Linked DNA regions of Homo sapiens: region 1 is linked to region 2. A link is an interaction called in ENCODE POLR2A ChIA-PET data of the cell type or tissue named here. Cell type or tissue: IMR-90. All regions are shown on one strand. Each heading gives the region's core, and the rest is flanking DNA. Links, peaks and the distances in the headings are about the cores only.

The links. ChIA-PET counts read pairs that join two places held together with the same protein. Peaks named below come from ENCODE experiments on the same cell type or tissue, not always from the same donor. Only the 100,000 strongest peaks of a DNase experiment are listed, where the experiment ranks them.
Region 1: POLR2A ChIA-PET joins it to region 2 with 7 read pairs; 5 of 35 experiments call an interaction of 5 or more read pairs at or near these places.

Annotation. Positions count from the first base shown.
Region 1 is chr5:149,092,897-149,097,284 of GRCh38, reverse strand. All of the region lies in intron 2 of SH3TC2-DT (SH3TC2 divergent transcript), which reads right to left. Among named protein-coding and RNA genes, the nearest start is that of SH3TC2-DT, 32 kb to the right of the region's middle. In IMR-90, for the core only: no CTCF peak of the experiment used is centred there; no DNase peak of the experiment used is centred there; H3K27me3 peaks cover 143 bases.
Region 2 is chr5:149,044,153-149,048,540 of GRCh38, reverse strand. SH3TC2 (SH3 domain and tetratricopeptide repeats 2) reads left to right here. Exons shown (of 17, transcript NM_024577.4): 3 at 552-679; 4 at 3,903-4,008. Among named protein-coding and RNA genes, the nearest start is that of MIR584, 16 kb to the left of the region's middle. In IMR-90, for the core only: no CTCF peak of the experiment used is centred there; a DNase peak (open chromatin) is centred at 1,850.

The DNA of each region.
Region 1 (4,388 bases), core at 285-4,284, 49 kb before region 2:
TTATCTGATAGATTTTCCTTAATAGGTTACCTAATGCTTTTGCCTTACAGCTCTTAAGATTTGTTTTTTTTGTCTTGACTTTAGATAACCTGATGACTATGTGTTTAGGTGATGACCTTTATTCTTATTATTACTATTATTATTATTATTTATTATTATTATTTTTGAAGACAGCGTCTTGCTCTGTCACCCAGGCTGGAGTGCAGTGGTGTGATCTTGGCTCACTGCAACTTCTGCCTCCCAGGTTCAAGCGATTCTTATGCCTCAGCCTCCCTAGTAGCTAGGATTACAGATGTGCACCACCATGCATGGCTGATTTTTGTATTTTTAATAGGGATGGGGTTTCACCATGTTAGCCAGGCTAGTCTTGAACTCCTGAGCTCAGGTGATACACCTGCCTGGGCCTCCCCAAATGCTGGGATTACAGGCATGAGCCACTGCCCCTGGCCTAGGTGATAATCTTTTTGTGATGAATTTTTTGAGTGTTCTTTGAGCTTCTTTTATTTAAATGTCTAGGTCTCTAGCAAGGCCAGGGAAGTTTTCTTCAATTATTCCCTCAAATAAGTTTTCCAAACTTTTAGATTTCTCTTCTTACTCAGGGAAACCAATTATTCTTAAGTTTGGTCATTTCACATAATCCCCAACTTCTTGGAGGCTTTGTTCATTTTTACTTATTCTTTTTTCTTTGTCTTTGTTGGATTGGGTTAATTTGAAAGCCTTGTCTTTGAGCTCTGAAGTTTTTTCTCCTACTTTTTCTAGTCTATTGTTGAAACTTTCCAATGTATTTTGTATTTCTCTAAGTGTGTCTTTCATTTCCAGAAGTTGTAATTGCTTTTTGTTTATGATGTCTATTTCTCTGAAAGCATTGTGGTTCATATCCTGTATTATTTTTAAAATTTATTTAAGTTGGTTTTCACTTTTCTCTGGTGCCTACTTGTGTAACTTAATAATCAACTTTCTGAATTCTTTTTCTAGCAATTCAAAGATTTCTTCTTTGTTTGGATTCATTGCTGTTGAGCTAGTGTGATCTTTTGGGGGTGTTAAACTTGTTTTGTCATATTACCAGAATTGTTTTTCTGGTTCCTTCTCATTTGGGTGGACCATGTCAGAGGAAAGATCTGGGGCTCAAGGTCTGCTGTTCAGATTCTTTTGTCCTAGGGGGTGATGCCTTGATGTGGTGCTTTCCCCCTTCCCTTAGGGATGGGGCTTCTTGAGAGCTGGACTGCAGTGACTACTATTGCTTTTCTGGGTCTAGCCACCCAGTGGAGCTACCAGGCTCTGGGCAGGTGCTAGGGTGTGTCTGCAAAGAGTCCTGTGATGTGATCTATCTTCAGATCTCCCAGCCATGGAGACCAGCACCTGCTCTGGTGGAAGTAGTAGGGGAGTAAGTGGATTCTGTGATGGTCCTTGGTTGTAGTTTTGTTTAGTGCACTTTTTTTTTTTTTTTTTGTATGCTGGTTATGCTAGCAGTAAAGTTGTAATGTGGACAGACTCAAGACCTCTGGGTAGCCAGGATGTTTTAGGTGGTGGAATTGGCTGTTGTCTTCTCCTTCCTTGGAGTAGGGTTGTTCTGTTATGGGTTGCTGTAATGGCTTGAGTTGATTGGTTTCCAGCCAGGAGGTGGCACTTTCAAGAGAGCACCAGCTGTGCTAGTAGAAGGAGGATACGAACTTGTCCTAAGGTCACCTGGATAAGTATTGGGTTTCTCTGGTGATGGTTGGGGCCATGGAGCTCCCATAAGCTTATGTCTTTTGTCTTTGACTACCAGGGTGGGTAGAGAAAGACCATAAGGTTGGGGCAGGGTTAGGTGTGTCTGAGTGCAGACTCTTTTTGGGCAGGGCTTGCCATGGCCACTGTGGGGGATGGGAGTGTATTTTTCAGGCCAATGGAGTTATGTTCCAAGGGGGATTATGGCTGCCTCTGTTGCTTTGTACAGTTGGCCAAGAAAGTGGGGGAAAGCTGGCAGTGACAGGCCTCACCCAGCTCCTGTGCAGACAGCAAGGCCAGTCTCACTCCCGCCATGCTCTCCATAGAGCTAAATTTATATCCAGGCCTCTGGTGTGCAGGGCTGAGATCTTGCCTCAGGCTACAAGCCTCCTTGCTGAGAAAGCAAGCAGGTCTTTCAGGTCTTGACTCTCCCTGCCTGCCATGGCTTCTGTGCTCCTCTCTACACTTTCTGTTCACCCTGCTAGCCCACAGATGCTGCCCAAGAAAATTCGCACTTTGTTGAAATTATTACATAGTTCAGCTGGAAGCCTCCTTTACCCTGTGGCCCTTCCCTAATTCCACTGTCTGCCTTCCCCCAAGGACCCCTGTGAGATAAATTCAGAAATGGCTTCCTTGGGGACTGGGAGTGCCTACAGGCTCTTCCTGCTGCTTCTTCTACTTTTTTATTTCACTTGGCTCTCTAAATTTGCTTCAGCTCTAGGTAAGGTTAAATCCTTCTTCAATGATCTGTGTTTTCAGGTTCCCCAGTAAGGATGTGTGTTTGGAGGCAGACTTTCTCCTCTCACAGTTTGCAGCAGCAAGCTGCTTCCTTCAAAGGGTCTGTGAATTATTTTGGTTTTCCTGGTTGTTCTTTTGGTGGTTCTTGGAGCAAACATTCACTGTGTAAGTCTCCACATGCTGCTCTGCCAATCCAAGTAGGAACTGCAAGTTAGTCCTTCCTCCTAGCTGCCATTTTCCCTCCTACTCTAACATCATTATTTTGAGTATTTTATCTGGGATTTCATAGATTTCCTTTTGACTGAACTCTATTGCTGGAGAATTACTGTGTTCTCTTGGAGGTGTCATATTCTCTTGCTTTTTCATGTTTCATATGTTTTTACATTGATGTCTATGCATCTGGTGTAACAGTTGTTTCTTTCAATTTTTGAAATTTGCTTTCATAGGGGAGGGTACTTTTTTGAAGATGTATCTATGGTGTTGGTTGGGTCGGGCACTTTGCCATTGATTTTGGATGTGTGCAGCAGTGTGGTCTCCATATGATTTCTTCAGCTGTAAACATCGTCAGTGGTGTCTGTGATTTCCTGAGTGGCTTAGGGTGCAATTGTTAGTGGAGTGGAGACTGTGGCAAAGTTTTGCTGGATACAGCAATGCCAGGTGGTCCTATCTTCAGACCTCTGTGGTGGCAGCAGTGGGCTGAGCATGCCTGCCCTTGGGCTCCAGGGTGGCATATATTGGCACTGGTTTCAGTGGTTCCAGGCAGTCCAATTCTTGGATCCCCAGGTGGCTTTCTCAGGTGCTGGTAGTAGCAGAGTTGGGCTAGGCAAGCGGGTGGGTTTTCAGGCCCCTGGGCAATGGTCATGGCATGGATGATTGTAGTAGCAGTAGATGGACTAATCTCTGGGTCCTACATGGTCTGTACTTGTGTTGACAGTGGCTGTGATGTGCTGGGTGGGCCAGTCCGTAGGCCTATAGGTGTGTGCCCACTGTGGTGGTAATGGCAGGTTGGGTGGGCTTGAACTCAAGCTTCCAGGAGGAGTGCTCAGGTGCCAACAATGGTGGACTGGGCTGGGTGGTCCCCAGGTCTCTGGACCACATGCTCTGGTACTGGTGGTGGGGGAGCAGAGCAAGGCTGGGCAAACTGGTCCTTAGTCCTCCCAGGGGTACTTGCAGGTACTAGCTGTGGTAGGCAGAGGCAGGGTGAGCCTTAGGCCCACTGGTAGCATGTGTGGGTGAGTATCAACTGCAGTGGCAGTGGCAGGCCGAATGAGCCTCACCTCAGGCCCCTGGGAGAAGGGCTCAAGTGCCAATGGTGATGGACTGGACTAAGCAGTCTCCAGGTCCCTGCACTGTGTGCTCTGGCACTAGGAGGTTTGGGTGGTGGAGTGAGCCACGCAATTGTGTCCTTTAGGTCTGCTAGTGGGGCTTGCAGGTGCTGGCTATGGTTGGCAGGGGTGGGGTGATCTCCAGGCCCAAGGCAGAATGTTCAGGTGGGGACTGCAGTGGCTGCACTCCAGGCCTGCTCAGGGCTTGTGGGAAGGGCAGGGTTGCTTTTAGTGGCAGGAGCCATATGCAGGTGGCTGGGGAGTATGCATTTTGCTCATGCTTGAATCCTGGCAGTGGCAGCCATAAGCAGCTGTTGAGGGTAGGGGGGTTTGTCATTGCGATGCATGAAAATATGCAGTGGCTTCATTGTGGGGGGCAGTGGGGTTTTGCTAATGGCTTACTCTTCTGCCTTGGAGTCTGTGGTCTCTTGGAAGCTGGGCTCTCAATATGGCATTTTGCTGTAGCTGCTTAGGGCTTGGGGTGTGTGGGGCCCAGCATGAGCTCTCTTTCTGGAACAATGCCTTTGATCTTCAGGCAGCTTTTGATATTAGTCTTGAAGACTGCAAGGGTCTAGGGCTTTCCCATGCAGAGGATGCAGGAGTCTATAGTGGAAATGT
Region 2 (4,388 bases), core at 233-4,232:
ACTAATTACCCTGATAAACATTAATAATTGCAGTATCAGAAAAGACAGGTTAGAGAAAATGTGTTTATGTGTAATGTGTTCATGTTTATGTGTATGTGTTAATGTGTAATGCACAAAGTATATGTCTATTACATATGATAACTTTGACACATAAGTACATTTCCTTAAATATGGATAAAGTCCTATTGATTCTAAACTTTCACAAGTCATTCACAGGGAGTGATGTATGTCCTAGCTGGTCCTGTGTCAGCACCATTACATCAGTGCCAGGCAGTGTAGGAATAAACCCCGTACAAAGCAGAAATAAACAACGTGAGTGCATCAACTCCTGCGATTCCAGAGCCCTCCTGGGTTCAGTATGTGTTTTTCCTCAAGGGAGGACCATTTAAAGGAGTGCTCCGAGAAGTGTTAAGACCACTCTAATCTGTAACTAATGAGGACACCAGTTGAGGGTTCAGGTATACATGTAGGGGAAACTGTGGGCTAATCTAACTCTTTCTTCCTTTTTATTCTATTTTCAGCCTGATCCTTCTCTCTCTGTTCTCTTTAAGACCTGACACTCTCCTTCTGTGTAAAGAGCCGCTCCAGGAGGTGTGTAAATGGACCCCTACAGGAAGCTGCTCGGAGGCGGCTCTGGGCACTGGAGAATGAGGACCAGGAGGTGCGCATGCTGTTTAAGGTGAGCATGAAGGAAACAGGTGAATGCTGAGTACTGACTTGTGTCAGTCTGCTACAGGATCCCTAGCATCTAAGACAGCATCTGGAACAAAGTAGGTCCTCGGAAAAAACATCTAATAGGTAGACTGAATGAATGAAAGATTCCGTGCACATTCTCTGCACAGGAGTGGAGAGGAGTGGGCAGGAACTCTGAATGAGGCAACTTGGAGTTGCTGAGTCAGAGAAAATTTGGTTTCAAATATTCTATTAGTTGTGATCTTTGACAAGTTACTTAACCTATATAGAATGGGAGTTGTTATAATACCTACCTCATTAAGTATACTTTTTTTCTAATGCGGTAATTTCAAATTCTTTTTTTTTACTGTGATACAATATACATAACATAAAATTTTCCATTTTAATCATTTTTTAAGTGTATGATTCTCTATGACACTAAGTACATTCACAACCTATCCACCTCCAGAACTTTTTCATCATCTCAAACTGAAATTCCATATCTATTAAACAATAACTCCCATTATCCCCATGTCTCAGCTCCTGGTAACCGCTAAGTATATATTTTTAAAGTACCAAGATTGCCAATCAAAAAACAATACCTTATAAATACTTGGGTGAGAGGAGGAAAAAAACAATAAAGTAAATAAACCAATTTCTCATCTTTCATAGTAGGTAGATAATATCTTCATTTGTTAAAACCAAGGAAGAATGGTATGATCAAATTATTTACAGTTTAGGATGTATTAAGTAGGAGAACTAAAGTCAGAAATGGAAAAAAGTTGTTTCAACTAGAGGTAGGGAAAGGATAATATTACTTTACATAAACTAATATGTTCTAGTTACTTTTTACAGTTTCTGCATGAATCTGGTACAAACTGAAGGAGAAAAGTGTTCTAAATGTCATGCAGCAAAAAAAGATAATGTCTGGTTTTTCAGGGGGAAAACGAGATTGTATGAGTAGAGAGCTTGGCATTGTGTTTGGTGATATGTGTTCCATAAACAGTAGCTACATTTTTTTGAATTTTATTTTATTTTTTTTAATATCTGGAATTCAGGAACTGGGAGACACTGGCTGCTATTGGTACTGTAGATTTTCCTTTATTTTGAGTCTCATTTGGTATGGCAGGAGCAGGGTTGATTGAGAGAGCTGGTCTGCTGGGCTGAAGCTTGAGTCAGACATACTTGTGGGCTACAGTTGAGGCCTGGAGTCAGCTAGATCTGAAATCTAATCAAGGCTCCGCAGCTTACTCCCTGAAGGTGACCTTGGACAATTTACTTAACCTCTCTGTGCCTTGGCCCCCTTGAATATGCAACAGGGATAATGCCATTTTTCATTAGATCTAAGATGCCATTGATTATAAAATGCACTGTTATTTTATGTACTTCCAAGAAAGAAAACAAATGCTGCCAATTATGGTTGATGACATACTTCCTTATCTTTTAGTTCAGAAGTGGTTAAATGTGATAAAAGCACATTTTGGAATGGCCCAAATACTGTCATTGCATTCTCTTCATAGCGCTTTTGTGGGAGTTAAATGACATATTGCTCATAAAGCTCTGGGTGAAGTGCCAGGGATGTAGTAAATTCTCTGTAAGTTGATTTTTACCTAGCACCCCTTCCCTAATGATGGATCTGGGGCCTCCTGGGGTTTGGTATGGCAGAAGGAACCCCAGAGTTCTGATTTTACTGAACTGGGGCTTTTCTTCTGGATTCTTCTATCTTCTTCTTCCTCTAAGTTTCCCTCATGATAGAGCTCCTGGAGTTGGTACTGATGACAGGACCTGGCCTGGTGGAGGGATGTTCTGACCGTCACTTGTTACAGTCAACTCCGGAGGCTTGGACAAACAACAGATTTAAGGGAAAACTAAGTCTGGGCAGTGATTCAGACCTGCTTTTTTTTTAGGTATTATAAAAAAACCAGGCCGGGTGCGGTGGCTCACGCCTGTAATCCCAGCACTTTGGGAGGCCAAGGTGGGTGGATCATGAGGTCAAGAGATCGAGACCATCCTGGCCAACATGGTGAAACCCCATCTCTACTAAAATACAAAAAATTAGCCAAGCGTGGTGGCAGGTGCCTGTAGTCCCAGCTACTCGAGAGGCTGAGGCAGGGGAATCGCTTGAACCTGGGAGGCGGAGGTTGCAGTGAGCCGAGATTGCGCCACTGCACTGCACTCCAGCCTGGCGACAGAGCGAGACTCCGTCTAAAAAAACAAAACAAAAGAAAACAAAAAAACCCCCAAGAGGCTTATAGTCTTCCTGTCACTCTCCTTGTGAGCATGTAAATTGGAAAGCCTTCCTGGGGGACAGTTGGGTGACTGCATTTTAGGATTGAAAATGTGCATATCCTTGCATTTCCAATTGCACCTCTTAGAAATACATGTGTTAAAACAATTAAGAATGTGCACAAAGATTTAGCTATAAAGATGTTTATCACAGTACCATTTAGGATTTTAAAAAATGTAAAACAATCCAAACATGAAACCATAAGAAAATGATAATAATTCATTATGTTAATGCAACAATGGCACATGTAACCATTAAGAATGGTGTAAACTTTGTGATGACATAGAAGATGCTTTGCAAAATATTGCTTAGCAGCAAAAGAAGATTGCAAAATAATTTATGCAATGTGATTCTATATATGTGAAATAGTTATATGGAAACTTGTGTAGGAAAAAAGATGCAAATTTATTACATGAAGATGTTAACACTGATGATCTTTAGGAGTAGGGACTAGGGATGATTATTTTTGTGTGTTTTGGTTTTTCTGTTTTCAGCTTTGTATTAATAAAAATAATCATTAGACATAGACTCATAATCAAATTTGCTTTCAAGATGCCTTCTATGAATCAGCGTCCTTTATCCTCCCACATACACTTTTTTTTTTAAACACAAAAAGTAGCATTCTTTGCCCATAGTTCTATTCCCTGGCTTCTTTTGCTGCTGCCGCTGTATAGCAGTATTATATCTGGAGCCTATATCAGTACACAAAGAGCTTCTTTCTTCTTTTCTGTGGCTGCATAATACAATATTTCACTTTATGGATAAATTGTACTCCATTTTAACCAATCTCTTATTGATGAATATTTAAGTTGTTTCCATTTTTTGGTGACGTAAAAATCAATGCCATAATCAAGAAGTTCATACAGAGTATTTGGTCTATATAAGAGCTTGCTAATGGGACACTTCTGTCATCCCAGGCTGACTCATTGTTTCCTTTACGTAGGACCTCTCAGCAAGGTTGGTCAGTATCCAGTCTCAGAGGGCCCAGTTTCTCATCACCTTCAAGACCATGGAGGAAATCTGGAAGTTCTCCACCTACCTTAATTTAGGTATGGTACAAGGCAAGCAGGTGGAGGATGACCTCCTCCACAATTTAGCCAATTTGTAGGGCTTGACATGAAGGAATTGGCCTGGCTCTGGTAATTAAGAGAAATAGAGCCTTAAAAAAGATGGTTAACTTTTGAAATTTCACAAAGTGCCTCAAACTAAATCTAAGGCAAATATTAACTATTATTCTAAAATGCCGTATGAAGAAGTTTGCTTTTTTGTGTCCAGGGAGATCTTTTTTTATTAGATAACCAATCAATTGGAAAACAGTTATTGGTCATCTACTAAGTTCAAAGTACTGAAATAGATGTGAACTTGGTGCTAGTGTGTGTGTTTTAAACTATAGGGAACTAATCTTGAGTAAGATCGAAGTAGCTGCTCA